Linked DNA regions of Homo sapiens: region 2 is linked to region 1. Evidence: read pairs that join two places in POLR2A ChIA-PET (ENCODE). Cell type or tissue: Panc1. All regions are shown on one strand. Links, peaks and the distances in the headings refer to the core of each region. The heading gives the core; the rest is flanking DNA.

Region 1 (15,707 bases), core at 4,234-9,233:
GTACTTTAATTAAATAAAGGGTTATTTAATTGCCCATGTAGTGTGATAGTATTACTGCTATTTATGTGGAAATTAAACACAATAACAACAGCAATGTTTTACATTAGATTTCAGGAATGTGGGGTGACATTCCTTATGAGGTCTTAGCTTTAAGTTTATTCTTTTACTGAATGCACTGAGATGTAGCTCCTAAAGGTTGCGAACTCTGAATATCTGAGACAGGTCTCAGTTAATTTAGAGAGTTTATTTTGCCAAGTTTGAGGACATGCAGCCGTGACAGCCTCAGGAGTCCTGAAGACACGTGCCCAAGGTGGTCAGAGCACAGCTTGCTTTTATTCATTTTAGGGAGACGGGAGACATCAGTCAACATATGAAAGATGAACATTGGTTCCTTCTGGAAAAGTGGGACAATTGGAAGCAAAGGTGGGACAACTTCAAGCAGGGAGGGGACTTCCAGCTCATAGGTAGATAAGAAACAAATGGTTACATTCTTTTGAGTTTCTGATTAGCCCCTCCAAAGAAGGCAATGAGATATGCATTTATCTCAGTGAGCAGGGGTGGGGGTTGGCTTTGAATAGAATGGGAGGCAGGTTTGCCCTAAGTAGTCCCAGCTTGACTTTTCCCTTTAGCTTAGTGATTTGGGGGCCTCAAGATTTATTTTCCTTTCACAAGCTTTTCCATTATTTACAGCAGACTTTGTCTTTTTCTGCCTCTTTTTTTTTTTCCTGCCAAAGTCTGCATTATCACCATAAATGCTGACAACTGCCCTATGAGGTAGGTGTAAGCATGGGCTCAATTTTACAGATTTGTAAAATAAATTAAAAAAAGTAAAAAGATGTTAACAACTTTCCCACAAGATCTCAGAGGACATTTTATATAACATTTTCCCTAATTCTTCAGTTTTTTTTTTTTTTTTTGAGACGAAGTCTCGCATTGTTGCCCAGGCTGGAGTGTGGGGTCACAATCTCGGCTCACTGCAACCTCCGCCTCCTGGGTTCAAGCAATTCTCCTGCCTCAGCCTCTGGAGTAGCTGGGACTACAGGTGCCCGCCACTATGTCCAGCTAATTTTTTGTATTTTTAGTAGAGACGGGGTTTCACCATGTTGGTCAGGCTGGTCTCAAACTCCTGACCTCGTGATTCGCCCACCTCAGCCTCCCAAAGTACTGGGATTACAGGCCTGAGCCACTGTGCCTGGCCAGTTCTTCAGTTTTATACAAGTCCCAAAGGCCAGGAACAAAATACTTGTTCTTAAGTAGCCCTATAATTTAGAAAAGGTGCCAAACTACTCATGTGGAACTAGAAAGATGGCAACACAAAGATAGCTTTAAACAATCACTTACTTGAGTTTTGAAACAGGTTGAAGTCAAAGAAGCTGAGAGTCAGGAATTCTTTGGAGAGTGTTGTTGACATGCTGTTCTTCCCCTCTCCCTTTCTTTGGAAGAGAAGGATGTTGAGGAACGTGAGGGTCTCTTGGAGTTTGAGGGATAGAGTGTCTGATATTTGGCTCATGCCTGAGGAAGCTAAAGGTGAGAGGCTGTGGCTGGAGGTGCCTCTGCCCGGTAGCACCATACAAAGTGCTAAACAGGGAGCAAAGGCATGTACACAAGGGGGAGAATAAAAGTAGCATTTCCTGTGAAAGCTGTGTGAATGCAGAAAAGAGAGCTGGTCAGCATCCTCCGCTGGAGTATAGCTGATGGTGAAGGGACTTGAGGAGAGAAATGGGCAGCCAGAAGCCCAAGGGCCAGCAGGAGGGAGCAGTAAGTAGCCTGTGGGAGGAGAGGCAGTTGGTGCACTCTAGTGCAAAGGTGTCCGAGGGCTGTCTCCAAAAACCCTTTATTGGAGAATCAGCCTTGGAGACCGGAGAGAAATGATGTGAGATCACAACTGTGTCACCATGGAGCAGCTGTGCACTTTCCTGCCAACTCCTCTTCCCTGGGCCTGACCTAGCAGGAGAGGAGGTGAACAAGGAAGAGAAAGGAAGCCAGCTTCATCCTATTTGCCCATTGCAGGCTTCCAAGTCTGAAGCTGGGAGAGAAGAGAAGTTTTAACTTGAAATGAGATTGTCATTATACAATTAGTCGGGACTGTTCTGACCTGGACTTTTTATTATCTGAAATCTCTAGACTGAAGGACTTTTTAGCTGAACATAACATAAAAATCAATAATACATGCTTGATATTGCATTCAGGGTAGAAATTAATAAGTCTACAGAAATAAGTTTTTCTTTTTTGTACATTGTCATCATATCCACCTTGTAAAACCAAATAGGTGCACTGCTAATCATTCTGTTATATTACCACAGAGCTTGTCCTTATCTGGCTCTGTTAAAAAAATGCTACATAAGAAGACAAAGACACCAATCAATGATCACTCATTAAGCCTGTGGTCTGAATTAGTTAATACAGTTGGGAATCAGGATTAAGACATTCTAAAGGCAAATATTATAAAAAGAATAGTCTGGAACATAAGTCACTGGAAGTTTAGGTTAAAGAGTGCATTAGTGAGCAATCTGGGCAGCCAAGCTCAAGGGAGGGGGCACTAGTGGCCGTGTGGGGTGGAAGAAAGGAAAGGACACACCCCTGAGGAGAATCCAATCTGCGTATGAGCAGCCTCTGTAAATTCCACCTGATGCGACCTCTAGTGGTCACTCTAGTACCATGCTACAGTGTGCATATCCAAAATTGTGACCAGTCCATAACATGAAAGTTGACTCTCAGTTTTCACAGGTTTAAAATTTTAGAACTGTGCAGGCAGAGAGCTCTTAATACATATTAATGGTTTGATTGCTCAGGTGGAGAATGGGTGAAGATGTATGCACCTGGGCCAGTTTCCTGATAGCTGACTTTCATGCTGAGTGTAAATTTGGCCACACATTTGAAGTGTCAGAGGGCAAATAGGAAAGAATTAAATAACTCATTGATTTCTCAACTGACCTTTGGCATTATTCATAAAGAGTACATAGAAGGCTTTGAATAAATGCTTGTTGAATAAATAAACAAGGAGCTACTCCTTATGGAGTTTGCTTTTTCATTGTCATGAATTGGGAGATTTAAATTATAGGAACTTAGTATGTTAACATCCACAAATTTTAAATTCGCCTGCGAGTAAAAGGATAAATTTATTTATAATAGATTTGGATGATTCCTATTTTTGTTATTTTATTCATTACATTTTATACAGGCAATCCAGGACTATAAGTGAGCCACACACTTTCTGAGTTCCTTTGAGTAAATGACTATTCCATGTTGGTTGTCCAGAAAGGTCAAATAGTGGACCCAATATCTTTTATTGGTTATTTTCAAAGTTTAGTAATGTAGTGATTATAAGTTTCTTTGAGATGTTTATTCTTTTTCTTTGTTTACTCATGAGGATATAATTTGAGATGTTTAATAGACAATTAGTATTTCAAAACTTATTTTAATTTGTGGTTTAATTAATAGTAATTTAATTAGTTCCAATAAGCATAATGAGAACATAAAAACTCTAAATTAGTAGGTGTAATGATTCTTGTCTTTCCTCAAGAGGGCAGCAAAACCGCACTGCTCAGTTCTCAAAGATCAGGATGAAAATCTTAAAAAGCTGATACACAGACAGCTTTCATATTAGTCCAACTAATTAAACATAACATGTGTTGATATTTGTATTGCCATTTTACAAAAGTTTAGCTTTTCCTTTATGAAATGAAAAAAAAATTTAATTCTTTGTTTTAGGTTAGACAACAGAATTATACTTGCCTAGGGTCTCAACACACATTGTTTACACAAGGACAAATGATTAAGTAAGCTACTGAGGGTAACAAATAAATAAGGTGGGTTTTTTTTTTTTTTTTCCTGAAGTGTATTAGTCCATTCTCATACTTCTATGAAGAAATACCTGAGATTGGATAGTTTATAAAGGAAAGAAGTTTAATTAACTCACAGTTCCTCATTGCTGGGGAGGCCTCAGGAAACTTATAATCATGGCAGAAGGCAAAGGAGAAGCAAACACCTTCTTCACAGGGCCTCAGCATGGAGAGATGCAAGCAGGGGAAATGCCAGATGGTGATAAAACTATCAGATCTTGTGATACTCACTCACTGTCACGAGAACAACATGACAGAAACCGCCCCCACGATTCATTTACCTCCACCTGGTCCCGCCCTTGACACGTGGATTATAGGGATTACAATTCAAGATGAGATTTTGGGTGGGGACACAGCCAAACCATATCACCAAGTTACTAAAGTGATCGTACTTGAATACAGTTGGGAATCAGGATTAAGACTTTCTAAAGGCAAATATTATAAAAAGAATACTCTGGAACATAAGTCACTGGGAAGTTTAGGATAAAGAGTGCATTAGTGGGCAATCTGGGCCATTTTGGAAATTGCCTTTCTATAATCTATCCTAGGTAGAAAGACCTTTTAAATACACAGACACACACACACACACGCACACACACACAGACATACACACATATGTGTATGCATATATGTATATGTATGCATATATGTGTATATGTATGTATATGTATATCTGTGTGTATGTATGTATATCTGTGTGTATGTATATATGTATATATGTATATATATGTATATATGTATATATGTATATATATGTATATATGTATATATGTATATATATGTATATGTATGTATGTGTGTGTGTATATATATATATCCCAGAGTTGAAGAAAACTTGAATATTGGCTCCAGAAAAATAGGGAAATGAGAGGGAGTTGAATATACCCCTGCCCACACGTATAGAATGGAATTTGGGCATTTCCTAGGCAGATTATAGATGAGGTTTGTCTTTAGCGCTTATAACATTGTCTTTGATATCCTCTCTGTTCCTGGCTTGCTACGTGCTGTTCTTATATTTAGAAGGTGGTCATATGGTCCTGACAGTTGTTGCCTAATAGTGGTTCAAAACATTTCTTTTCTGTGGTATATTTGCATTTAATAGAGGACAGGAGAAGGCTGGAAGATTTTCAAGGCATAAAGGAATGGACTATAATGGATCCTCAGAGGCCTGCATCCTGCCCTGGGGCTCCTGCTTTCATTTTAATAGCAGCAGCTGTAGGGTGGGAACAGGGAGACCAGCACCTACATGTGCCACAATGACCAAATCCACCACTGTTTCTGCCAGAGGGAGGTACGAGTGGGCCATTCACCTTATAGCTGCCTGCCTCCACTGCTCATGCTGATAGAATATTCTGATGGACCATAGAGTTGGAGCATTTGGTCCATAGTAGGTTTATCTTTTATATATAGTAGGCTTCCAATAAATAGTTGTTAAATGAATAAAGACCTCAAATGATAAATGAAAGATGTAGCTGCTCTTCCACCTACGCAACACACAGAATAAAAATCCTCTTCCTTTTTGTGAGGTTAACTAACTTTGATGGAGAAAAATTTATATTGTTACTGGAAAGGGTACAGGTATATTCAGCTGGAAGCATTTGATGATTCTTTGTTCCATTATATTGAATAGGTTCACTAGGGTTCAAAACAGGTTCAATGGCATGGTGGCCATCATAAACAAATTTAAAGTTCGAATTTAAGGGTTGTTCTCATCTTTCAAATATTTAAAGATCTTGTAAGAATTAATATTTATCAAGCACTTATTCTTTGCAAATCCCTATGCTAGTTTTGTTTTGACATTTACTGCACAGTATAAAAAGAATAAACTATACTCTTGTCTTCAATGAATTTATAGTCTCCCTGGAGTTCCAAGACTAGCACACATGAAAACATCACTAAAGAAGGTACAGTATAGATCATTAATGCAAATGAGTAAGTGCCATGTCCCGGGATTAAAAGGGTTCTGAAAAGGGAAAGTCAATAAGAGGTAGAGATGCTGGGGGAAGGCTACCCAAAGAAAAAGGACCTTGAGGTGACTCCTAAAGTACAGGTAGAGTTTGGATACAGAGACAAAGCGGGGTGTCCTAGGAATAACAGCTGTATAAAGATGTAAGAAGTGCTGAGCATGGTACGTTTTAGAAAACAGATTAGAAAATAACTGCAAATTGGGTAACAGTGGGGGCCAAAGTTGGAAAAGTGATTAGGTTTTTAGAATTGAATCTAAAAAAAAAGATGAATTCTATAACATTATTGAGTAGGAGAACAATGAAAGGATAGCCATGTTTCCAGATAATTAACCTCCTTACTTCCCCTGCTGTGGAAACCAAGTCTGTAGAATAATTGGAAGGGGAGAAATGTTTGGGGTGATTAGAGGATGGTGGGACCAGTTTACTTCTTAACTGTGAATACTGTACTTATTGAGCTGAATTATATTTTCAAACGTATACAATAACATTTTAATAATTTAGGCTTAGAAATAATAAATCTGTATTTCAATTTTTATTCTAGGATAGTATTAGTGATAGATTCCAATCCCTGAACTTCATGCAAGTATCATAGTCACTAGAAATCCACTTAAGAGCTGAGATCCATTGGTGGTACATTTTTATTTTTTAGTAAGGAGCTGTTTCTAATGTCAACACTGGTAAACTAATGGTTTGTTGGAAGAAAAGACAGCCAACATATTCAGTCAAGAACATTTTACTTGTTCCATGTGAAAATCCATTATAGAAACAATTTCTTTTTTTATCCTGAAATAAACATATATTGCAGAAACAGACACAGGATATTTTCATGCCTCAAAGTAATGTCTTTGGCTAGTTGCTATTGAGTACTTTCATGATGTGAATATCATCACTAACAATTCATCAATTCTAAACTAGATTTCACTTAAACTTGCAAATTTACCATTTTAATGACATATTTAAAAAGTTTTTTGAAAGAAAAAGTACAAATAAAAGTAAAATAAGGGCTTCTGGTTCAAGATGGCTGACTAGAAGCAGCTAGTGGGTTCCTCTTCCATGGAGATGAATCAAAATAGTAAATATTCACACTTTGAATAGATCATCTAAAAGAGAGAGCACAACGGAATTCATCAGAGAAGTGATGGGAATTATGGAAAGCAAAGAAAGGTGAAGCCATGCAGCCTGCTGAGCTGGGATTGGTATGGAGCCAGGAGTAGCTCCCTGACATGGGGAAGGGCTGAGTGAGCAACCCCTGGGGCCCCACTCCCAGTGTGGATTTTCACAATCCTAGCGATGGGAGAGCTCCCTGAACCCCCCGGGGCCTCCAGTCTAACACAGGGAACTTGCCCGGAGATTGCGCAGAGGCACTGCTTCGGCCCACATGGAATTCCACAGGCTTTTCATTCCTGAAACGCTGCAGCCTGGTACCAGCTGCTGTTGCAGTGCCAGGAGGGAGTGGGGAGGGAGTGGGGAGGCCAAGTACTTTTGCACACCCCAAAGATGTGTATCACGGCTGCTGCTGCTGCAGGGTAGAGGAGCAAGCACATTGAGCACCCTTGCTTTCACTGTTCCCGCTAAGGGGGACCTGCCTTCCCTAGGCTCACAGTACAGCCACCTTGCTTCTGCCTGAGCATTTTGGCTGTGGCCTGGCACCCTTCTGAGAGCCCAGCCCCCAGAGGCCTGCAGTCTGCCCTGGGGATCCTGCTGCTGTTGCTGCAACTGCCACCACCACTGCCAGGCCAAGGAGGGAGTGGGAAGACAGGACACCTTTGCACACCTCAGTGGTGGATACCACCACTGTTTCTGTGGGAGGAAGGTGTGAGTGGGCCAAAGGCCCCACAGCTGTTAGCTTTCACTGCTCTCACTGAGCAGGGCTACCCCTGCCTGTGCATTTTGCTGTTGCCTAGCACCCTTTTGAAAGCCTAGCCCTCAGAGGCCTGCATTCTGCCCTGGGGCTCCTGCTTTCATCTTATTAGCAGCAGTTGTAGGGAGGGAACAGGGAGACCAGCACCTGCATGTGCCACAATGACCAGATCCACCACTGTTTATGCCAGAGGGAGGTATGAGTGGGCCATGCACCTTGTAGCTGCCTGCCTCCACTGCTCATGCTGATGGAATATTCCGCAGCTGCCTGAGTGGTCTGCCTGCCCTTTCCAAAGCATTCTGCCAGCAGCCTGGGGGCCAGCCCACCCCTTCCTATCACAGCCAATACCTGAACTGTGGGAATTTGAAGACATGTTTGCTGGTCCGGTCCTGGTTTAGTCCCTCCAGGACTCATGCACATTGTCCAGAGAGCCATTTAGGAACCTGAGGATTAGGGGATTGCCTAGCCCAGTGATGGCACCTGTTCATTCCCTCTGGGGTCTGAGGTTGAACTAATCCAATCACCTGACACCACCACAGAGGACTCCCACCTGCATGTACTGTAAGGCAGAACCATTCCCCCTCTCTCTATGAAGCAGCAGTGTTCCTACACTGGAGAACAGGAGAGCCACAAAGTTGTCTGTATTGAGCTGAGGGAAGAGATTCCATGCTGAAGCCATTCCAGTGAAGAATCACGGGACAGGTGTTTTCCCTGGCTTTCGGTGACATTGTGGCCTGGCGTTAGATGACAGTGTCTGCCTGAACTGAGAGTCATCAGCCCTGGCACAAGGGTGTGATACAGAAAGAGACTGTGTTCCTGTCTGCCCAGGATGTGGAGCTGGTGGAGCCCCCTCTCCAACTGCAGCAACCTTGGCACATTTCACCAGGAGCTCCCTCAGTCACTCCCGTCAGAGCTGGTGCCTGTGCTCCTCATTGAAGTATTCATGGGTGAGCTTGGTGTTTCTGTTCCTCCCAATAAACCGAGATCAAGCAAATACCCATCTGCTTCTGTGACAGACAGCTTTTTCCCATAAGCACCACCTACTGGTCTGGAGGTTGAACTGCAAAGCCCGATACAAAACATGCTAACAAGAAGTACACAAGGCTAAAGAATAAAAGCTAAAGGACGCTACTCAACTTATACTATAGTCACACTGTCATGGGGAAAATAATCCCATCTAAATGAAAGTAAATAAAAAACAAGAAGTGACAGCTTCTCCAGATGAGAAGAAACCAGTATAAGAACTCTGGCACCATGAAGAAGCAGTGTTGAGACATCCCCAAAGGATCGTACTAGCTTGCTAGCAATGGATTCTAACCAGAATGAAAATTCTGAAATTACAGATAAATAATTAAAAATATGGATTATAAGGAAGCTCAATGAGGTCCAAGAGAAAGTTGAAAACCAATGAAACAAAATCAGGAAAACAATGTAGCATATGAAAGAAGAAATAGATATCTTAAAAAAAGACAGGCAGAACTTCTGGAAATGAAAAATTCACTGAAGGAATTACAAAATACAGGCATGAATGAAACTGGGCCTCTATCTCTCACCATATACAAAAATTAACTCAATGTGAGTTAAAGACTTAAATATAAGACATGAAACTATGAAAATCCTCGAAGAAAACATGGGGAAAACTGTTCAGAATATTGGCCTAGGCAAAACATTTATGACTAAGAACTCAAAAGTAAATGCAACAAGAACAAAAATAGACAAATGGGACTTAATTAAACTAAAAAGCATCTGCCAGCAAAAGAAGTAATCAGTGGAGTAAGCAGACAGCCTACAGAGTGGGAGAAAATATTTGCAGACTATGCATCTGACAAACAACTAATATCCAGAATCTACAAGGAACTCAAGCAACTCTACAACAACAACAATGACAAACAACCATATTAAAAAGTGGGTAAGGGATACAAATAGACACTGCTCAAAAGAATACAAGTGACCAACAAAGATATGAAAAAAAGGCTCAACATTACTGATCATCAGAAAAGTGCAAACTAAAACCATAGTGAGATACCATCTCACATCAGTCAGAATGGCCATTATTAAAAAACTGAAAAACAGCAGATGTTTGTGAGGATGAAGAGAAAAGGGAACACTTATACACTGTTTGTGGGAATGTAAATTAGTACAACCTCTGTGGAAGACAGGATGGGTATTTCTCAAAGAACTGAAAGTAGGATCTACCATTTGACCCAGCAATCCCACTGTTGAGTATCTACCCAAAGGAAAATAAATCATTTTATCAAAAAGACACCTGCACTTGTATGTTTATTGTGACACTATTCACAATAGCAAAGTCGTGAAATCAGCCTAAGTGTCCATCAATGAATGATTGGATAAAGAAAACGTGGTATATATACTCCCGTGAAATGCCACTCACTCATAAGAAAGAATAAAATCATGTCTTTGCAGCAGCATGGATGGATTTGGAGGCCATTATTCTAAGTGAAAAACTGCAATGGAAAATCAAATACTGAAGGGGTGCGTTGCCCCTCCACACCTGTGGGTGTTTCTCATTAGGTGGAATGAGAGACTTGGAAAAGAAAAAGACACAGAGACAAAGTATGGAGAAAGAAATAAGGGGGCCCAGGGGACCAGCGTTCAGCATACGGAGGATCCCGCTGGCCTCTTGAGTTCCCTTAGTATTTATTGATCATTCTTGGGTGTTTCTCGGAGAGGGGGATGTGGCAGGGTCATAGGATAATAGTGGAGAGAAGGTCAGCAGATAAACACGTGAGGGAAGGTCTCTGCATCATAGACAAGGTAAAGAATTAAGTGCTGTGCTTTAGATATGCATACACATAAACATCTCAATGCCTTAAAGAGCAGTATTGCTGCCCGCCTGTCCCACCTCCAGCCCTAAGGTGGTTTTCCCCTATCTCAGTAGATGGAACATACAATCGGGTTTTACACTGAGACATTCCATTGCCCAGGGACGGGCAGGAGACAGATGCCTTCCTCTTGTTTCAACTGCAAAGAGGTGTTCCTTCCTCTTATACTAATCCTCCTCAGCACAGACCATTTATGGGTGTCGGGCTGGGGGACGGTCAGGTCTTTCCCTTCCCACAAGGCCATATTTCAGACTATCATATGGGGAGAAACCTTGGACAATACCTGGCTTTCCTAGGCAGAGGTCCCTGCGGCCTTCCGCAGTGTTTGAGTCCCTGGGTACTTGAGATTAGGGAGTGGTGATGACTCTTAAAGAGCATGCTGACTTCAAGCATCTGTTTAACAAAGCACATCTTGCATAGCCCTTAATCCATTTAACCCTGAGTTGACACAGCACATGTTTCAGAGAGCACGGGGTTGGGGTAAGGTCATAGATTAACAGCATCTCAAGGCAGAAGAATTTTTCTTAGTACAGAACAAAATGGAGACTCCTATGTCTACTTCTTTCTACACAGACACAGTAACAATCCGATCTCTCTTTCTTTTCCCCACAAATACTACATGTTCTCACTTATAAGTGGGAGCTAAACAACAGGCCCACAAGAACATACAGAAAGAAATAGTAGGCCGGGCGTGGTGGCTCACACCTGTAACCCCAGCACTTTGGGAGGCCAAGGTGGGTGCATCATGAGGTCAAGAGATTGAGACCATCCTGGCCAACATGGTGAAATCCCATCTCTACTAAAAATACAAAAATTAGCTGGGCATGGTGGCATGCACCTGTAGTCCCAGCTACTCGGGAGGCTGAGACGAGAATCACTTGAACTGGGGAGGCAGAGGTTGCAGTGAGCCGAGATCGAGTCACTGCACTCCAGTCTAAGTAACAAGAGTGAAACTTTGTCTCAAAAAAGAAAAAAAAAAAAAGAAATAGTAGTCACTGGAGACTCCAAAAGTTGAGAGAGAGAGTGAGGGTCGAAAAATTACCTATTGGATACAATGTTCACTGATTAGGTAATGGGTACATCAGAAGCCCAAACCCCACCACTATGCAATATATCCATGTAGCAAACCTGCACATGTACCCCCTGAATCTATAAAAATAAAAAAAAAAAACACATTCTCAAAAAACAGTAAAATAAAGTAGAACACATGAAAGAAAATATATCACAAAGTGCTGAGAATAGAAAAAATAACATCCGAAAGCTCTAGAATTTGGGGTATTTCACCACTTAACACAATTTGGTAAATGACAATGGAGAGCTTTTTAATACTCAGTTCACATTTTGTCTGTCTTTCACTCTCTCTCTCTCTCTCCCTATTAGTATAGAGTGTTTTCATAAATGTTTTAAGCTTGGGCTTATCCTCAGTCAGGGTTCTTTCTTCCTTCTTTCCTCCATTGTTATTCAAGCCATTGTTATAATTTGATTTTGTTTTCTCTCTGTGTCTTAAAGTGTATTATTTTTGCTTTTCCAACTGCAAAACAATAGTTGCATATTTTTTGGTCCCTTTAAGTTTTTATTATAACGTTTTTCATCCCACCTCTTCCTTTTATAATGTTAAATGGCAAAATGTCTATAATATTTAAAAATTTGCTTCCTCCCATCATCCTAAATATCTTATTTTTTATTATAAATAGACAAATTTATGTGCATATGTTTTGTTTGATTTTGTTTTCTGAAACAAATTAAAATTTGTATGTTCAAAATAATGTTGTGATATGAATACTGCAGGTGTTATTTCTATTTTGGGACTGAGAAGTTAGGCCAATAGACACCTATTTATTGAACTTCTTGAAGGATTCCTGGGCAGCCCGCAGTGCTAAGGGGAACAAAAATATAATAAGTACTAGGGATATTTTAGGAATATTTCCTGGCACCTTTTTAAATTCTAGTATTTGCAAATATCATGAGAGAATATTAATTTCCTCATATACTTTATTCCTGGCAGCCAGGAGAGTTGAAAACAATAAAGCTCTATTGAGAGACTGGACTGTCCAAATTGTTAGATTTTGGACCTGGCAACACCCACACCACCACCTAGTATTTCTTGAGGGTTTCATATATGGCAGGTACTGTTATAAGGACTTTTCATTTATATACTTATTTATTCATTAAAATAGCTATATGATATACACAGATTATCATAATCATTGTCATTTTATAAATAATAGGTAATGTAGGAAAAAATGGTTAAGTAACTGCTAGTGGCCACTCAGTTGGTAAGTGGTAGAGCCATGAATTTGAATCCAGGTATTCTAGCTTGAGAACCCACAGTCTTAACCACATATACCTTCCATTACTCCGTATTTCTTTTCCACAGCTCACAAGCACACTCTGATTAGGGGATGACTCTCTTCTGGTGTGCGTTTAGACAAATTGTACATTGTTTCATGGCAGAGACATTTGGGATTGTTTTGAAATAAAAATGAATAATTTAAGTGACAAATGTCAAGAATTATCTTTTTTAACAAAATACATTCAATATAGTTGGATAAATTAGATATATAGATGACATAATTGATGCACAAAGTAGAAATATCTATACCAGCAGTGTATCCTGATATATTAAATCTCTAAAGAGTGTAGCATGGAGAATAATTAGGAAAGAAAGGATTGGAGAGAGATTTGGAATATATGCAGAGAAAGATTGTATCTTCTGAGGATGTTGAAGAGTGTGTAGGTTTTGAAGAAGTGATGGGTGCTGATTGAGGTGATGTAAGGGATAGAGAGAAGAGCACGAAGACAGGAGTGCATACACTATTTGAAAGCAATAAAAAGTGATGAGTGCCACATCTAAGCAAGGTGTTAAGCTCTGAATTGCAGTTTGCCATGCTTTCTTTTCCCCTTTCTGTGAGCCTGGCAATTTTTTAGACAGGGGCTGCTTTATCAGCTTGAATTGCAGGGTGAAGAAACATGAAGCAGAGTCTTCTGACAACTCATTATCATATCGTAGAAATAGAACTTTCTTATTGTTAGCCAGGAAGATTTTTGTGGAACTTATTAATGTAGCATTTTCTACCTTATAACACTGGTTGGCAGGCAATTTCAGTATCCCAGGCATAAAGGGCTAAGGATTCAGGCAATGAAGGACAGGAGCAAAATCTAAAAGTCATTGGGAAGGAAGGCTTGAAAGACCTTGGTGACTGATGGGTTACGAGGTACAAAGATTTAGAAGAAACTGTGACATAACCTTAATGATTTTGGTTTGAGAAAATAAATCATCAAAATGAGGAAGCAAGGGTGGAAACAAGTGTGGAAGGTAGATTTTTAATAGGTGGGAGAGAGACCCTTAAATCCTTTTTATGAAATTAAAGATAGTATAAGATGATGTTAAAAAAAAAAAAAAGAATCATCAGAAAGAGTCCATTTGGAAAATGTGGTAGTTTAGAGAAATTTCATAGTACTTAGAATGTGAAACAGATCCAATGGAAAGCTGTTGTTTCATTATGTTTTGTTTTAAAGTTTGGCTATACATTTGCATACTTAAAATAATAAAAACATATAGGAATCCAGCAGTGCAGGAAAGATGCCGTGGACATAAGTGGTAAAATATGAGTTCTAAGGTCCACAGAAATTAGGAAGGGATGTGACTGAGAACATACACGGAGGGGTAATCTTTGGAGAAAGGAGAGTAAATATCTATTAAAATTTTAGAAGGAAGGGCCGGGCGTGGTGGCTCACGCCTTTAATCTCGGCAACGTGGGAGGCTGAGGCGGGCAGATCATGAGGTCAGGAGTTTGAGACCAGCCTGGCCAACATGGTGAATCTCTTTCTCTACTAAAAATACAAAAATTAGCTGGGCGTGGTGGTGGGCTTCTGTAATCCCAGCTACTCAGGAGGCTGAGGCAGGAGAATCACTTGAACCCTGGAGGCAGAGGTTGCAGTGAGCCGAGATCCTGAGATTGTGCCATTGCACTCCAGCCTGGGTGACAGGGTGAGACTCCATCTCAAAAAAAAAAAAAAAAAAATTAGGAGGAAGAGGATAAATGTAGAAATGGATATGCACTGAGATGAAATCAGACACTGGTAAAGTTCAAGATCTTGATGATCCCAGAGCATCAGTTTTCCACTAAAGTCAGTGAAGTTATCTGCTAAGTGGGACAGAAGGAGAGGGGCAGGTGAGAGCAGAGAAAAGAGAAGTTTTGAAATTGCCACAGAGAGGAGAATACCTGGTTGTGATTACAGGATTGCCAAACACAGAGGGCCCGTTTGAAGTTAGACTGTATGAATTCATAATGCTCCAATTCTGAATAATCCTCTGTCTTCTCTCAGTAGTGTTCAGTGTCCTGGGAACAGGCAGATCAAGCTCACAGTGAACAGGCAGAGAAAGCTCACGTTGAGGGTGATCCAGGTTTGTGATTCTTACAGATTAGGTTATTTGCACAGGTCATACTTATAGTTCTCTTTAATCTGTTCTCATTGTTTCTTCATAAAAATACAGTGTCTTTTCACAGATACATTTTATATTCCTGTGGTTCTGATGATCTTCACACTAGCTTGAAATTCATCTCTTTAACCACTGGAGCCTAGATTTCTTTTTTACACTTGGCTCTTTATAAACTATGATATTAATTTTTGGATAATTTTTCTACCTTCTCATTTTTTTCACTTTGATAGGCTTTTTCAAATAACTTTTATTGGTGAAAAAGTTATCTATAGTTTTTAATAAAATTTTGTCATCTCATTTAATTCATCTGTCAGTTACTTAATCATTATTTCATGCTGAATATGTGCCAGGTGCTATGTTAAGGGCCAAGGATACAAAGATAAAGAAAACAAGGTACCTGTCTTTGATGTGTTTATAGAGATCAAAAGTCTACTGGGCAAGTTCCTAAACTTTGTATAACTTGTGTTACAATGGCTTCTGTTCTCATTTGGTATTGGGCAAGTTCCCCTCACCCCACATACTTTTCATTAAATTTGTAATATTTGCGAATTTGAAAAGTAAATTTTCATTACATTTGGTTTATTAATACGTAGTTCCCCACTGCTGGGGCTGATATTTATTGTTACGACCACCTTATCCCACTAGGCACCACAGTCCCCACTGGGTTTTGCCATGTTTGTGCAAAAACGCTGCCATTTCTACAGACTGTCCCAATTTCTGTTGCTGTACTAGAACGCTTAAATGTTAATG
Region 2 (15,707 bases), core at 5,511-10,510, 99 kb after region 1:
TTGCTATCCATCATTTACACCAAGTAATATGTGGTAAGGCTGAATTCCTCCTTTTTCTTTTGGCCTAATTTTGAGAGATGAAAACAATTTAATCTCTCAAAATAAATTTACACCTTTTATTCTTTAAACCCTTCAGTTCTTCTTCGCATAGAAAACACTGGTTTCCTCTTCAGTTTCAGTTGCCTCATTTTACTGCATTTGTTATAGACTGAATGTTTGGGTCTCTACAAAATATAGATGTTGAGGTCCTAACCCCTAGCTATATTTGGAGATGGGGCCTCTAAGGAAATAATTAATGTTTAAATAAGGTCATAAGGGTAAGGCCCTGATCTGAAAGAATCATGTCTTTATAAGATAAGATGGCTGGGCATGGTGGCACATACCTGTAATCCCAGCATTTTGGGAGGCTGAGATGGGAGGATCACTTGAGTCCAAGAGTTCAAGACCAGCCTGGCAAGATAGCAAGACCCCCTTCTCTCTATATTTATATGATGAGACACCAGAGAGCTTGCTTTCTCTTTCTTTTTGCATTAGGATGGAGAATTATAGAGAACTGTTTGGATCTGTCCGTTTTGAAATACTGACTTCTCCACTATAGACCCCTAGTTGAATATTAAGTGATTGGCTAGAGATATATATTTGGAAGTTGTCAGCATAAAAGAGCCTGTTAATACCATGGCCTTGGATGACATTGGTTAGGTCTGACTACTTAGGGAAGAGTTCTGAACCCAGAGATACTCTGAAATGTAGAAGTCAGCCACAGGAGGAAGTTCCAGTAAATGAGACCAAGAAGCAGCAGCCAGGGTAGTAAAGGGAAAATAAGCGTGTGTAATTCTTGAGGCTAAGTGACAATCAAGAGAGCTCTCATCCTGGTTTCAGTAACCCAGACATATGCATCGTAATTTGAGCTTTACTGCCCCCATACTCCTGATTATGTATTTTCTGATTCCAACTCTAGTCTACCTTGTCCAGCAAACAGTTTCCTTCCAGACTGAGAAAAGGTAACATGGGGCTTGTTCTTCTTTCCCCACTGGAGTGAAGTAGACTAGTTCACCTTAGCTCAAAGGACTTCAGATTCTGGATTGTATGTTAATAAATCATCTACATATTTCTTCACTTTGATCATCAGCGATATCAACTAAAAGTATCTTAATATATATTTTATATAGCTTAGCTGAGTGAGTAAATATGTAGATTTCAGAGTGACAGTATTAATAACCACAGTGATAATTAAAAATGTTTAGATGTTGTATAGTAAGTCTGTGTTTTTCCTACCACCTCATAGTGGAGAACATAAAAACAGCCCTTCATGAGTGGAAAAAGGGTAGGAGAATGTATGATATTGGAGGAAAAGAGAACCCAAGTCATTCCCCACAAAGGAATTTGTGTTCCTAAAACATCACTGCAAGAGTGTTATTATCTGAATATTTGTGTCCTCTCCACCTTAAATTCATATGTTGAAAAGGTAACTCCTAACATGATGTTACTTAGAGGTGAGGCCTTTGGGAGGCAATTAGGTTTAGGGGAGGTCATGAGGGTGAAGCCCCCGCCACCAATGCCCCAGGAAATTAGTGCTATTATAAGAAGTGATACCAGAGAGCTTGCTTCTCTCAGGATCACTGTATTATTTTCCTGGGACTGCTGTAACAAATCATCACAAACTTGAGGGTGTTAAACAGCAGACACTTATTCACTCACATTTTTACAGGCTAGAATCTAAAATCATGGTGTCAGCTGGGTTGTGCTTTCTTCAAAGGGTCCGGGAAAGATTTCCTCCCTTGAATCTTTCGGCTTCTGCTAGCTACAGGCTTTCCTTGGCCTGTGGTTGCATCACTCCAGTATCTGCCTCCATGGCCACATTGCCTCCTCTTCTGTCTCATATTTTCTTGTCTTTCTCATATAAGAATATTTTTCTTTGGATATAGGACACACTTGGATAATCCAGAATGATTTCATCTTGAGATTCTTGATTTAATTACATCTGCAAATGGGACAAGTTTTCAAATAAGATAACATTCACAGGCTCCAGGCATTTGATGTAAATATCTTTGAGGGGCTATTTTTTTGGTCTGCTACATTTCCTCTTTGAGATTTGGGTATCTCGAAATTAATCAATAGGAAGGTTTTAAGGAGAAAAATAGGCATTAGGGAGTCTAATTTTCCATTCCCCCAGCCACAAGTGTCTAGTTACTTTTGAGTAGTTAGATTGGTTGACTTTTCCAAGAAATCCTTCATGCCCATTATTTCACTCTTATTCCTTTATTCTTTTGTCATGGGAATGCTTTTCTAAACTCAATTCAACATGCAGTTAACTCATACAGAGAAACTCCTAGATGTTGTGTATTGTTCTAAACTCCAATGAGCATTATCTTGTTTAGTCTTCACAATAAACAGAGACACTTAGAGGTTACTTGCTCAAGTTCCTTTGGAACCCAATCTCTTGATTCCAACTTTAATGCTTTCTCCACTCCTCTTAAGAGATAAGCATGAAAGGGCAAGTTTTGGGAAGGAGAAAGGCAGGCACATGTTAAGCTGGTAACGGCTGTTGCCTAAATGCCTAATGAAAGATTTCATAGGAATGATCTCATAGTTATATGAGAGCAAGAATGGGTCATGGCCAGCACTGGAGTGTCTGTCTAAGAACACTTAAAGGAGAGATAACCCACCTACTTCACTAGTGTCCTTGGGTTTGGCCTATGTCAGGATACAGGTGGGTCTGATTGCTTAGCTGTAGCAACTGGCTGACACTAGCTGGGGATAAGGGGGTGGGGACTGGCTCACTACAAAGAGATTCCCCAGCTGGAGCTGCTCTCAAGGGGAGGTGGTGTGGGGGCTTAGCTGCTGTGAAAAACTGGGTGGCCAGTTGGTTGTGGTATGAGCCAGACTGAGAGGGATGTTATTTACGGGAGCCAGTTCCAGCTGGTAGTCATACAGGATGAGGCCACCCTGCAGAGATGGTAGCAGGCAGGGGTGGGAAAAGCGTGGGCCAGGGACCAGTGCTGAGCTTGGGTAACAAAAAGGATGTCGCGAACCCAATCAGGAATGAAGGGCAACTGAGTGTCAAATGTGTGGAGTTGTTGGCTGTGCATCTGGGTCCACTCTTGTTGGTAAAGAGGAGCCTGGCTGGGGCAGGCACGGTGCCTCATACTGTTCTGAGTTTGTCCCCTGGATTATCTTTGGCACAAATGCTTTAATTTGTTTTCTCCCCTTAACCAATTACATTGGTAGGAAAGTCATAGGCAGGTTTTATAGCAGTATTTACCCTTTACCCTGTATATGACCTTAATATTTTTGATCTACAAAATGTAAATATTTTTACATTCCACCTCTCTTTCTCATACAGAAAATGTGAGGATCAATAAAACAGTATACATATGGCTTTCCTGGAAAGAATTGCTATGGAATATAAACGCTTCTTGGAAAGGAGATGAAACGGCACAGAGTATCTGATTCTCAAAGCATGCAAAACTAGTGATTAGTTATGGTAAAAGAGAAGGCAAGAGACAGTCCCCCTATGAGAATAACTTTGGTTGACTTACACTGTTTTTACAATGTATTTGTTTACTGTGTTGAAATTATTGGCCAGAGATTCTGACATGAGTGTTTTTTATTTCCTGCATCTCCAACTAAAACTCCTCATTTCTTTTTCTTTTTTAAAAATTTTTTGCTGCAAGGACAAAAAAATGCTCCCCATTTCTTTTTTAATTAACTTAGTTGCTAACGAGGAGATTCAAAACCTAAATGTTTAGAATATATTTTGGAAATCCTTCTAACCATGATAATAAAGACGAGGTCTCACTTGTTTGCCTATACACTACTGGTATCCTATTCTTTCTTTGATTTTGAATGTTATATCCTGGTATAGATAGACCCGTGGGCATAACAGTGATGGAGAAAAGGTAGGGCAGGGCGCAAGTCCTGAACTTTGACCTAGAAATTCAGATGAAATAAAAATTCTAAACTGGTTTATTTAGGATCATATACATATGAAAACATAAAAAATGGGTATAATGAAATTTCTGCCTGATTCGTGAGCAAATCCAAGGATGTTCTCAAGTGGGAGCATTTTGCTTCTTTGCTTTCCTGCCTGACTGAAAAGAGGAAGTTCTGAAGATGGGAAGTCTATGGATGGCACTTTTCTGGAACTGGCAGGGTGTACCTGACATAGTGGGAAGGAGGGTAAAGAGTAGTGGCCAAATCCACTGAATCAATCCTTACCTCATTCTTTGATGATATCATGAAGCATTTCGCCAGTCTTTAGAAGTCCTGTTGTATTGAGTATCATCCTCCTAGAAAAGTCCACGCAGAACTGTAATGCCATGGGAGTTTATTTGGCTAATCCATAGAGGATGGTGGAGTTGCATTCTCTTATCAGAAATATACCTTCTGCACTCCCACCACTCATCGACCCAGAGAATTTTATATTATTAAATAGAATACAAGCCAGAACTATTTGCATTTACATTACTTAATTAATGTCGAGCAATCACAAGAACTGTGACTATATCTTGGGACTTATACCTGCTTGACCTAGCCTGCACACCAAAGTGATACCTTCCAGAACCAAAAGAACAAAATAATTTATGTTTCAATAGTTACAGAAAAAAGTGATTCTCAGTTTTTAAGGAGCTGTGTTGTTCTTGATTCTGCTAATCAGGTTCAGAAGTACTGAGTTTTAGATTCAAAACACCTAGCAATAAATTTAAAAAAACCAAAGATTTAAAAGTAGACATTTATGTTTCTTCTAAAAAATTATCAAATAAAATGCTAAAATATCAGACAGTCTGTGTCACTACTGGTCACTTGGCTAGCTTAACCTTATATATTAAACACATTAAACAATGTTAGTGGTATAAAACATATGCATACATTGTCATATTTTGCTCTATGATTATTAAGAAAAATAGAATGATAGAGGAAAATAATTGATGTGGTAGAGTCTTTATGAAAATATTTCTTTTTCTTCCAAAGCCCCTCTGGCTATCATCTTATTTTTATAGAAATGGCAGGTATCCATATTTTACAATAATTTTCTCAGAGATGGAAGTAAATCTATGTCCCTCTACTTCTTCGTTCGGTTTCAATACATATTTCATAGCATTCTTAATTTTCAAGATATGACATAATTTATTTTTTTATTTTTAGTTATTTTTGTTGCGTTAATTGGCATATTAGATTGCTAGGGCTGCCGTAACAAAATACCCCCAGACTGGATGTCTTTAACAACAGAAATTTAGTTTCTCACAGATCGGGGAGCTAGAAGGCTGCGATCAAAGTGTAGGCACGTTGATTTGATTCTGAGGCTTTAACTCTTTGACTCGAATATGGCTGCCTTCTCCCTTCATCTTCCACGGTCTTTCCTCAGTCTCAGTGTGTGTGTGTCTGTGTCCAAATTTCCTGTTCTTATAAGGACCCGAGTCATATTGGACTAGGGCCTACCCTACAGACCTCATTGTAACTTAAATACCTCTTTAAATACCTTATCTTCAAATGCTGTTACATTCTGACATACTGGGGATTGGGACTTCAACATATAAATTTTGGGTGACACGATTCAGCCCCTAACAATTGGTTTATTTCCAGCCACTGTAATATAGGTTTGGTGAGGTAAAGGATTTTTGTCTATTTTGATATACTAAGCACCTATATCAGTTCCTGGGACATAATAGACATGAAATTAGTATTTGCTGAATGAATAGATAAATGAATCGGTCAATGGATAAAACCAGTAAGTTGAGTGACAAATACGTCAACCTCAGAGCTCTCTACATCTAACAGATGCCACATTTGCTACTAAAGATCATTTGAACTTGAATTAGTAAGATTTGAACAGCCTTAGTTCTGCTTAGGCATATCAGTAACATTTGTGGGTAAAGCCTGTAATTAGAAATAAGTACCAAATAAAATGCATTAATAATTTCAAAATGAAGAATAAAAAGCACATCAACTGTGGAGGAGAAACAGAACAGTAGGGGTTCGACAAGCTTGGATCACTTTAAGGACAAAGATTTGTAATTAAAAATGAAGTGAATTTAATCTTTGCTGCTAATCACTCCTGCACTGTTAGCCTGTTTTCATCAAACTAATTGATGGCATATGGAACAGATGCATGGTGAGATTACAGCTCCACTTTATGGGAGAGTTATAACAAATGTGACTTTCCCTCTATTACATGCATTAACATTCAGAAAATGCACTCCTTTGCTTTCTTCACATGCCAAAATTGGTTCTTTTGTGCAAAGCTGATTAAAAGGAATCAAAAGATGTTTAATACACATGCAATCCATTTGATTATCCTAAGTCGTTTCTGGAATGCTATGTGCACTGTAATGTGGAGGGCGCACATTCTTAACTTCAACTCCACATGAAAGTTTGTAGACAAAGGTTAAACACAATCTTTACTTTTTTTTGACATATTTCAAAATTCATTTTTGAAGGATGTGATAGTTAAAGTTTTATAAAATTTGCGTCTTCTGTTTTTAGAAAGATAATTTAAGAAAGAAGCAAGTAATACCTTTAAATTTATCTGTCCAGGCTGGGCGCAGTGGCTCATGTCTGTGATCCTAGTGCTTTGGGAGGCAGAAGTGGGTCGATTGCTGAAAGCCAGGAGTTTGAAACCAGCCTGGACAACATAGTGAGACCCCTATTACTATGAAAAAAAAATTAGCTGAGTGTGGTGGCACATGCCTCTCATTCTAGCTACTTGGGAGGCTGAGGTGGAAGGATCACTTAAGGCCAGGAATTTGAGGCTGCAGTGAGCCATGATGGTGCCACTGTACGCCAGCCTCTGTGACAGAGTAAGACCCTGTCTCTAAAAAGCAATCGTAACAATAAATAAAAAAAACTCTCCAGAAATAACATGTCCTTTCATTAGTTTTTTAATAGCAATTATTAAACTAAATAGGTATGGATCTAAATAATTCTCTTCTAATTATAGATTTTGAAGTCATTGAAGGAAAGCAAAATACAAATTATTAATGATGATAATATTGCTCTGTAGTTACACAGAAGAATCACATGTGAATGACTTAAACTTTGGCATGATTCATGTATGTTAGATTTAACGTAGGTAATGAGCATTTCACCTTGAAATGAGTGCTAGGAAACAGGAACTTAGGTAAAGTGCGATGCCTTTTAATATTAAGCACTTCTCTGTTCTTTTTAGCTTGCTTCTCAATTTTGTACCTTGCTGTGACCCCCAGAGTGATTTCAGTTTGCTATAGACTGAATGCTTGTATCCCTTCTCAAATTCATATGTTGAAATTCTAACGCATAACGTGGTGGTACTAAGAGGTGGGGCTTTTGGGAGGTAATTAGATCATGAGAGGAGAGCCCTCATGAATGGGCTTAGTGCCCTGATAAAGCAATACAAGAGAGCTTGCTTCCTCTCTCTGTTCTCTACCAAAGGAGAATACAACAAGAAGATGCCCATCTGTAGACCAGGAGGTGGTCCCTCCCCAGAAACTGGATGGGCCAGCACGTTGATTCTGAACTTCTAGCCTCCAGAACTGTAAGAAATAAATTTCTATTGTTTAAGCCACCTGGTCATGACATACTGTTATAGGAGCTCAAACTGACTAAGACACAGTTCCTTTAAACAGTATCAATACAAATACAACAATGAAAGAAACCTCATATTTCAGTGTGAATTTAAATGTCATCTCTTTGTTGGGAATTTTTTTGAACAAGTAAATTAGCTATCTCTGTTATTCCTTATCACAGCACCTTATTATTTCCTTTAGCTCTTCCTCCCCTCCCCTCCCCTCCCCTCCCCTTCCCCTTCCCCTTTTCCTTTTCTTTTTCTTTTTCCTTTTCCCCTTCCTTCCTTCCTTCCTTCCTTCCTTCCTTCCTTCCTTCCTTCCTTCCTTCCTCTCTGTTTCTTTCTTCTATCTGTGTAACTTATTATCTATTTTTACAGGTAAGTTTCATAAGATCAAGAACTAGACTTGTTTTGGTTGGGCACGGTGGCTCACGCCTGTAATCCCAGCACTTTGGGAGGCCAAGGTGGGTAGATCACCTGAGGTCAGGAGTTCAAGACCAGCCTGACCAAACATGGTGAAACCCCATCTCTACTAAAAATACAAAAAATTAGCTGGGCGTGGTGGCAGGTGCTTGTAATCCCAGCTATTTGGGAGGCTGAGGCAGAAGAATCTGTTGAACCTGGGAGGCGGAGGTTGCAATGAACCAAGATCCTGTCACTGCACTCCAGCCTGGGCAACAAGAGCAAAACTCCATCTAAAAAAAAAAAAAAAAAAAAAAAAGAACTAGTCTTGTTAACTACTTTATCTCCAGTGGCTGGACAGTTACTACTGCATAATATACATCCAGCAAATATTTGTTGAATATTGTTGAATAAGTGATTTCAAAGTCACTTATTTAGCCCAGCCTGGTTCATAGACAGATATATGTTTTGTCAGTTAAGGTAAATAATAGCTGGCATACCTATTTTCAATGATAAAAATGAAAGTAGATTTTATAAATTCATTGTCTCTTTTTATTCCCTGAACATGGTCTGGTTTAGAATTGCACATGAAAAATTATGAAGTGAGCTTAGCATCTCATGTTACCCATTATGCTTTCTCTTTCTCACCTTCTTTAATTTCTTAGAGTTCTTATGGCCTCTTTAATTTTTTTCTAATCAAAGAAAATGAGGTGAGAAGTCACTTTCACTTGGGTGCGGATGAACCAATATCATCTCTCCTAAAGCAATAGATCTATTTATAGGAATCTCAGCTTTAAATAGCATGAGTGATAATAATTCATAAATCAGTCAGACTCTAGGCAATGTGTTAAACATATATATTGATGTGGGGGATGTACAAATTCCTACTTTAATTTATGGCATTAGAATCACACCTTGCTTGCAGGCAGACATTTTGGCCACATGTCTGACATTGTTTGAATATATTATGAAGCCAGATTAAACAATCCTTGTGTATATTTTAAATTTTTTAGAAACAGAAGAATGAAATGAGTTTCACTGAAGATAGATGTGTTATGAAAACATAAACATTTTGAAACTTTGATCAAAATAGTAATCTTTACTTGTTTTTATGTGCAAAAAGGCAACAATTTAGGAAACTTTGTATATATTTAACATGTATCAGGGATATTTTATCTATCTATAAATTTAGCTAAGTCTCTATCTGATTGTTTATTTCTAGTCATCTAGAATCTGGAACCTTCCTGTTTTGGGGGGAATCTCAGGGAGGCTCCACTTCCCACAAAGAGACAAAGGAGGTAGGCATTCCTGTCTCAATGCCCTAGCAGCTAGGGCTCAGGTAAGTGAGCCTCAAGCAAATGGATGTTCAAGCCCAGGACACTGAATCTTATAATTAATTAAAAGATTTTCAAGTTAGTGGGAACTATGGAGTAAAGTCCAGGCGTGCAGTAGTGCTAGTGAGAACAACAGGAAGTGTCCTGTGATAGCATTGCAGCCACATCATCTCTGGGACATGACCTGGCTGTGTTATTAGCTTTTATCCTCTCTTGGATCCTGGGGCTTTCTGAGAGGCTTCTCTAGCCCCCTTGTCAATTATGTAAGGTACTGGAGATCTGTGGCAGGCAGGCTCTAACATAGCCCCCAGTGATCCCTCCCCACTGATTCTTGTGCCCTCGAGTAATCTTCTCTCTTTGAGAGTGGGCTGGACCTAATGGCTAACTTCTAACTAATAGGATATGGCAAAAGTGATGGGATGTTACTCTTGAGATTAGGCTACAAAGAGACTGTGACTTCTGTCATCGGTGTACGCATTCTCTTGCCTACTCTAAGGAAAGCCAAATGACAATTTGGAAACGACCTTACAAAGAGACCTGCATGGCAAGGAACTACCTGGTTGCCAGTCCATGTCTGGACAACGAGCAGCATGGACCTGAGGTTTGTTAACTCATGTGAGTGAGCTTGGAAACAGATCCTCCTTCAGTTGAGCCAGTAGGCTGGCTAGACCTGCTAGGAGTCTTGTGAGAGACCTTTTGTCAGAAACACCCAGCTGAGCCATTACCCACAGAAACTGATGTCATTAACCACAGAAACTGTGACATACTATAACTGCTCGTCGTTTTCCATTGTTAAGCATTGGATAATCTGTTACATAGAAATACATAAGTAATTAAATGTCCTTCCAGAAAATCTCTCTTCTGTTTAAGTAAACTAGATTAGGTTTCTGTTGGTTGCAATGAAGAATGCAGAAATTGTTACTAGGAATAGAAATGGATGGGATCGGACTGAAGACAGTGGAAATCTCTTTAGGATTCTGGAAAAAAATCCTGAAATTTATTGTATTCAATAAGAAAACACTTATTTAAAATTTTAATCTGTGGTCAATTTATAATAAAGTACCCTTTGAAGGCAAAATTTGGGTAAATCCAGTGTTTGCTACCTTAGAAAAATAGTAGAGGTATGTGGAATTTAAAGTCATGTAGCAGGGTGGCTTTTTCTAATAATATTGGGCAGATCAGAGGAGAATAACCAAGGGTAAGTTTCTAGATTTTCAGCAAGGCATAGATGTTTTATGACTTTGCCAAAGATTCAACAACTGTTTGAAGCCATAGGGCTGAGTCAGTCAAGAACCAAATGAATAGTTTGATCTAATTAGTTACTAAATTAGAATGCAGTCAAAATTTTGGTTCATAATGGCTCTTATATGAAAACGGAAACTCAGAATTGGTCTGGCAATATCTAGGAAGATGTGAAGCCCCTGGTGAAGCTGAAACTGCCAACTCCACTGAACTTCTCATGGCAACCAATGCAGACCCACTTCCCCTATCTGGAAAAGTTGTTCTCTCTTTGCCTAAAGATGTCATAAGTCTTTAACCTGTGGGAGATTCCTTACTAGGGCAACTTGCCTCATTTTCACTCTGAAAATACTTTTAATTGTTTACTTAGTTAGCTGATTGGAACCTATATTTAACAGTGGCCCATATTTAATAAAAGAGATGTCAGAAATTCCTTGGTAATAATAGAGAAGAAGAAGCTAAAGAATTTCAGAAGGCTTAAGAAATTGGGGTAATTTTATCTAATATGACCCAGCTGGGGCAGGACAGACTTTATTTGCCAAAATTATGAAAAATAGATTTTTTTGGGGGGGAGAAAAATGCCATTACATTTGCCATTGGAAAGGGGCTTTGGAGATTGTTCTCTGTAGATCAGCATACTATTAAATGCTACAGGTATAACTGGTTCCTTGGTTGCAGTGGGGATGGTTGAATCCTGGAGAGGCAGAGGCCAGGCTTACTTGCATTTTGTATTAGGTAGAGGGGGATAAAATAGCTGTTGAGTCCACTAAGATTCTACTTGAGGCCCAATAAATTACACTATTAGAGAATCCATAGCCTTTTTCCTAATTACCAAAGGGATCGATCCAATGACTCAGCATCTATGAATGAAGAGAGTTCAAATTACCTTTGAGAAAAAACAAGTATATGCTGTGAACCTTCATCCTAGGATTCTCCAAATTATTCTATTTCTACTTGCCATCACAGTTGTATCATTTATATGATTTTTTGGCACTGCCTGTGAATAGACACTAATTTACAATGCTACTGCAGATTACCAGTCATAGTATGGGCTTATGGAGAGTCAGCTGATAAACAGAACTCAAACCAGGTAGGGGGAACTTGGGAAGATGTTAGCAAAGGATAAAACATTTAGTTAGAGAGGAGAAATAAGGTCAAGATATATATTGTACAACATGGCAACTGTGGTTAATAACAATGAATTGAATACTTGAAAATTGCTAGGAGAGTAGATCTTAGGTGTTCACACCAGAAAAATGATAAGTGTATGAAATAATGCATATTTTAATTAGCTGTATTTATCCGTTATTCAATATATACATGTTTCAAAATATGTATATCATAAATGTATACAATTTTTATGTATCATTTAAAAACATTTTTAAAAATAACATTAAGAAGTTAGGAAAATACAGAATGCATACAATAAAGTTCTGAAGGGGAGAAAATAGATTTTTGACCCAAACAATGCTGAATCACTAGGGAGTCATTGGAGATTAGTGCCACAATACAATATTTGAAAGATTCGGGGGAATTGATTCCTACCCCTTTCTCATTTATCTCTCCAATATGACTGGTGCTGAAGATAGATGACTTCAGGAAAATGACAGGTGGTTACCTGAAATGAAACTTCTGTTTCAAATGTGATCCCCTTACTGGAGCAAATCAATGTACCCTAACATCTGGTGTGCAATTACTTACTTGAAAATATTTTTCTCTTATTTCCTTTTTTTTCCCCACTGAACAGAAGATACCAGAACTTTTAAAAGCTAGCACTGTCTCTCCAAACTGTGGCCCAGAATTCCATCGACATGTAGTTTCACTCTATTGTTCACCTGGTGCTGATAGAACCTGGAAAGCAGTTCTCTTAAAGGTGACGGCATGACATTTGCATGGCATTCATTCACTTGAAAATAGCTATTGAGTGCTTATTTTGTGTTAGTTTCCTTTTTAGTATTTAAAACGTAGCAGTGAACAAAAGGGAACAAATTCTTGTTCTCATAAGCTTACATCATGGAAGGGAGAGAGTAAGTATAAACAAGCATGTGTATGCATCACATATTAAATTCTGATGAATGCTATGCAAAGAACAAAAACGGGAGTAAACGAGGTCAGAGGATGATACTTAATATTGGGGGTTAGGGAAGGCTGAACTGATAGGATGATATACCAATGGAGACCTGATGGAACAGAGAAAATGCAACACAAAATATTTTGGACAAGAAAGTTCAAAATTTAAGGAATAGGTAATGCAAAGACAATAAAAGCGGTGACCTGCATTTCACTGTGAACATAGCAGCTGGTACACTGAGTGAGGTAGGGATAAGGACAGAGGCAGGAGATCATATAGGTCATTGTAGTCTGTCTCTGAGTGAATTGGGAAATGGCTGGTTTTGTGCAGAAGTATGACATTATCTGACATATATTTAAAAAGAACCATTTATTTATTATTCTCTTCAGGTGGTATCAGAAACTGATTCCTCCCATAGCATCCTGCCACAAAATAATATTGCAACTTTAATTAATATCAATGTTTGGATTTATTTATGGTAAGATACCACTGGGTGACAGTCCTGTGACCTCTGACTGCAGGGACCAAATCATTATCACTTAGAGAATGAGTGGAACTTAATAGTTTACACCCAGCAGCAGAAATGTGGGAGTAACAGCCCATTGGCCTTTTTCAGTTGTCAAAGTTATGTTATGGGTATAGTAGGGTATAGCCTTGGATCTGTATAACTCTATGTTTCTGAAGAACTAGTGAGACAGAACCATTGAGAACATATTTACATGAGGGATCATTAAAATACCTGGGAAAGAACTCAACATAAGGGAAGAGAATCAAGACGCTCACACACAATGTGACTTCAGAGACCTCTCATTTAAAATAACATAGCTTAAGTTTGGCTGATATAGTCTGTACTATATTCTCACAAAAATACTTTAAAAATAGAAAAAAGAAAAAACCTTATAACATCTTAAGATAAGTTTGAGTATCAGCGTGATTTCAGAATCTGAAAGGAATTTCCACTGACTCTAAGGTATATGAAATTGAATTGAGAACCCTATGAGTGGCCCATCCAAACAATGACTTGGCAAGCTTGCCCACTGTTTCTCTTGTTCATATTATGACTGTGCTTTATTCTGGGAATGGCTATGCTTCTCAGTCATGTGTAGGAAATCATCTTATAAGATGATTTCTATAATATGTAATAATGGAAATGTTAGGAAACAAAATTTGTTGCATTATGTCATGCAAACTTTGCCTCCTTGGCACTTTGAAATCTGTTAGAAAACATAAGAGTTTCTCTTCTCTGTGCACCAGGTGACCTGAAATACATAGTAATTGATGTCGTCATCTTGAATATAAAAGACAAAGTGTGGTGCAAGTGTAGCCCTTCCAGGTCACCACCACCTGTCAGGCAGCAGGGCTTGGGAAGTCTTCCACAATCCACAGAATATGGACTAAGATTTATGGAATAGGATTTACTGGGGAAAGTCTACAAATTAAGAGCCAATAGGAAGGAAAGAAGCATACAGTACCTGCATTTTCTTCATGTCATGGAGTTAATGCCATGGCCTGGGTGGTCTAATAGAAGTGGAATATATTTGTATTAGCGTGGAGGGTCTCCATTCTCCTGTGATTCTTTCTTCTATTGGGTAAATGTGAGAACAACAATTGTCAGCGGGCATGCAATAGACTACTGGGTCAGCAGGCAATCTGAATTTAGAAGACAGCTTTCTATATAAATTGTCTGGGTAATCTTGAACCCCAGTACTTAGATAGTATGTGAGGTCTGTAGGAGACTGAAGTTCTTTCTCCAGGGAGGAAAAAGCCACCAGTAACATGAAAATTTGACTTTAGGTATATTCTCTTTGACTAGAGAAGGAGAGAAAGCCTCAGGCTCGCCACTTGTTAAGGGAGTTCAGAGAGACCTGGTTGCTGTACCACAGTAGGTCATCTCAGATGAGAGAAACAGTTATCAGACTCCCAGTGCATGACTCCAGACAGACCTCTTTTTGTCCACTCCCATTAAGATGGATTGCAGAGAACCTTAAGTTCTGTTTGGTCCTTTGCAACATTTCAGGGAGAGAGGTCTTACTAGCAGAAGATTGAAAAATCTGTTTTTAGATGAGCCTTTATATATGTCTGTATGTTTACTATTTTCTGTGTTCTTCGTTTCCTTGTGTAGACCCATTTCTCCATTTAGTATCGCTTTTCCTTCATTCTGAAGGACTTGCTTCATTTTGAAAGATAATTTGGCTGGGTATAGAACACCAGGTTGTGAGTTTTCTTTCTTTCAGTATTTTAAATACGTTTTATCACTTGCATTGTTTTTGATAAGAAAACTGTTTTCATTCTTACCTTTGTTTCCCTGCACATAGTGTTTTTTTCTCTGCTTTTAAGACTTCCTCTTTATAACTGGTTTTAAGCAATTCGAATATCATCTGCCTTGGTGTCTTGATATTTCTTGTGCTTGAAGTTTGTTGAACGTTTTGGATCAATAATTTGCAGTGTTCCTCGAATTTGGAATATTTTAGGCCACTATTTCTTCAAACAGTTTTTTCTTTTCCCTCACTTCTCCTTTGGATACTTCAATTTCATATATACTAGTCTACTTGAAGTTGTCCCACAGTTTGTTAATGTTGTATTACTTCTTCTTTTTCAGTCTTTGTTTACGTTGCAGATAGTCTCTAGTGCTATGTTTTCATATTCACTAATCTTTATTCTTCAAAACCTAATCTGCTATTAATTTTGTTCAGTGCATTTTTAATCTCAGATGTTAAAGTTTTATCTTGAAAATTCAATTTGGATCTTCTTCTTTCATGTCTCTGCCTAAAATGCTCAATCTTTTCTTTATTTTCTTGAATATATGAATTATGGTGTGTATTAATGTCCTTATGTACAAATCATAGCATCTGTGTCATTTTTGATCTGTTTCTATTGATTGATTTCTTTCTCTTCATCCCACATCATATTTTCCTCCTTTGCATATTTGGTAATTCTTACTTGGCTGACAGACATTATACATTTTATCTTGATTATTTTTATATTCCTATAAGTATTCTTGAACTTTATTCTGGGATGCAGTTAAGTTACTTGGAAACTGTTTTATCTATTAGAGTCTTGCTTTTGAGCTTTGTTAGGTGAGATCATAGAAGCCTGTAGTCTAGGGCCAATTATCCTTTAT

The links. ChIA-PET counts read pairs that join two places held together with the same protein. Peaks named below come from ENCODE experiments on the same cell type or tissue, not always from the same donor. Only the 100,000 strongest peaks of a DNase experiment are listed, where the experiment ranks them.
Region 2: POLR2A ChIA-PET joins it to region 1 with 23 read pairs; 4 of 35 experiments call an interaction of 5 or more read pairs at or near these places.

Annotation. Positions count from the first base shown.
Region 1 is chr21:17,922,563-17,938,269 of GRCh38, forward strand. It overlaps LOC124905000 (a long non-coding RNA gene), which reads right to left and starts at 8,646. Exons shown (of 2, transcript XR_007067824.1): 1 at 8,221-8,646; 2 at 6,527-6,909. It also overlaps a transcript of CHODL not described here. In Panc1, for the core only: a CTCF peak has its summit at 8,703 (motif pointing left); no DNase peak of the experiment used is centred there.
Region 2 is chr21:18,020,462-18,036,168 of GRCh38, forward strand. It overlaps a transcript of CHODL not described here. Among named protein-coding and RNA genes, the nearest start is that of LINC03147, 140 kb to the left of the region's middle. In Panc1, for the core only: no CTCF peak of the experiment used is centred there; no DNase peak of the experiment used is centred there.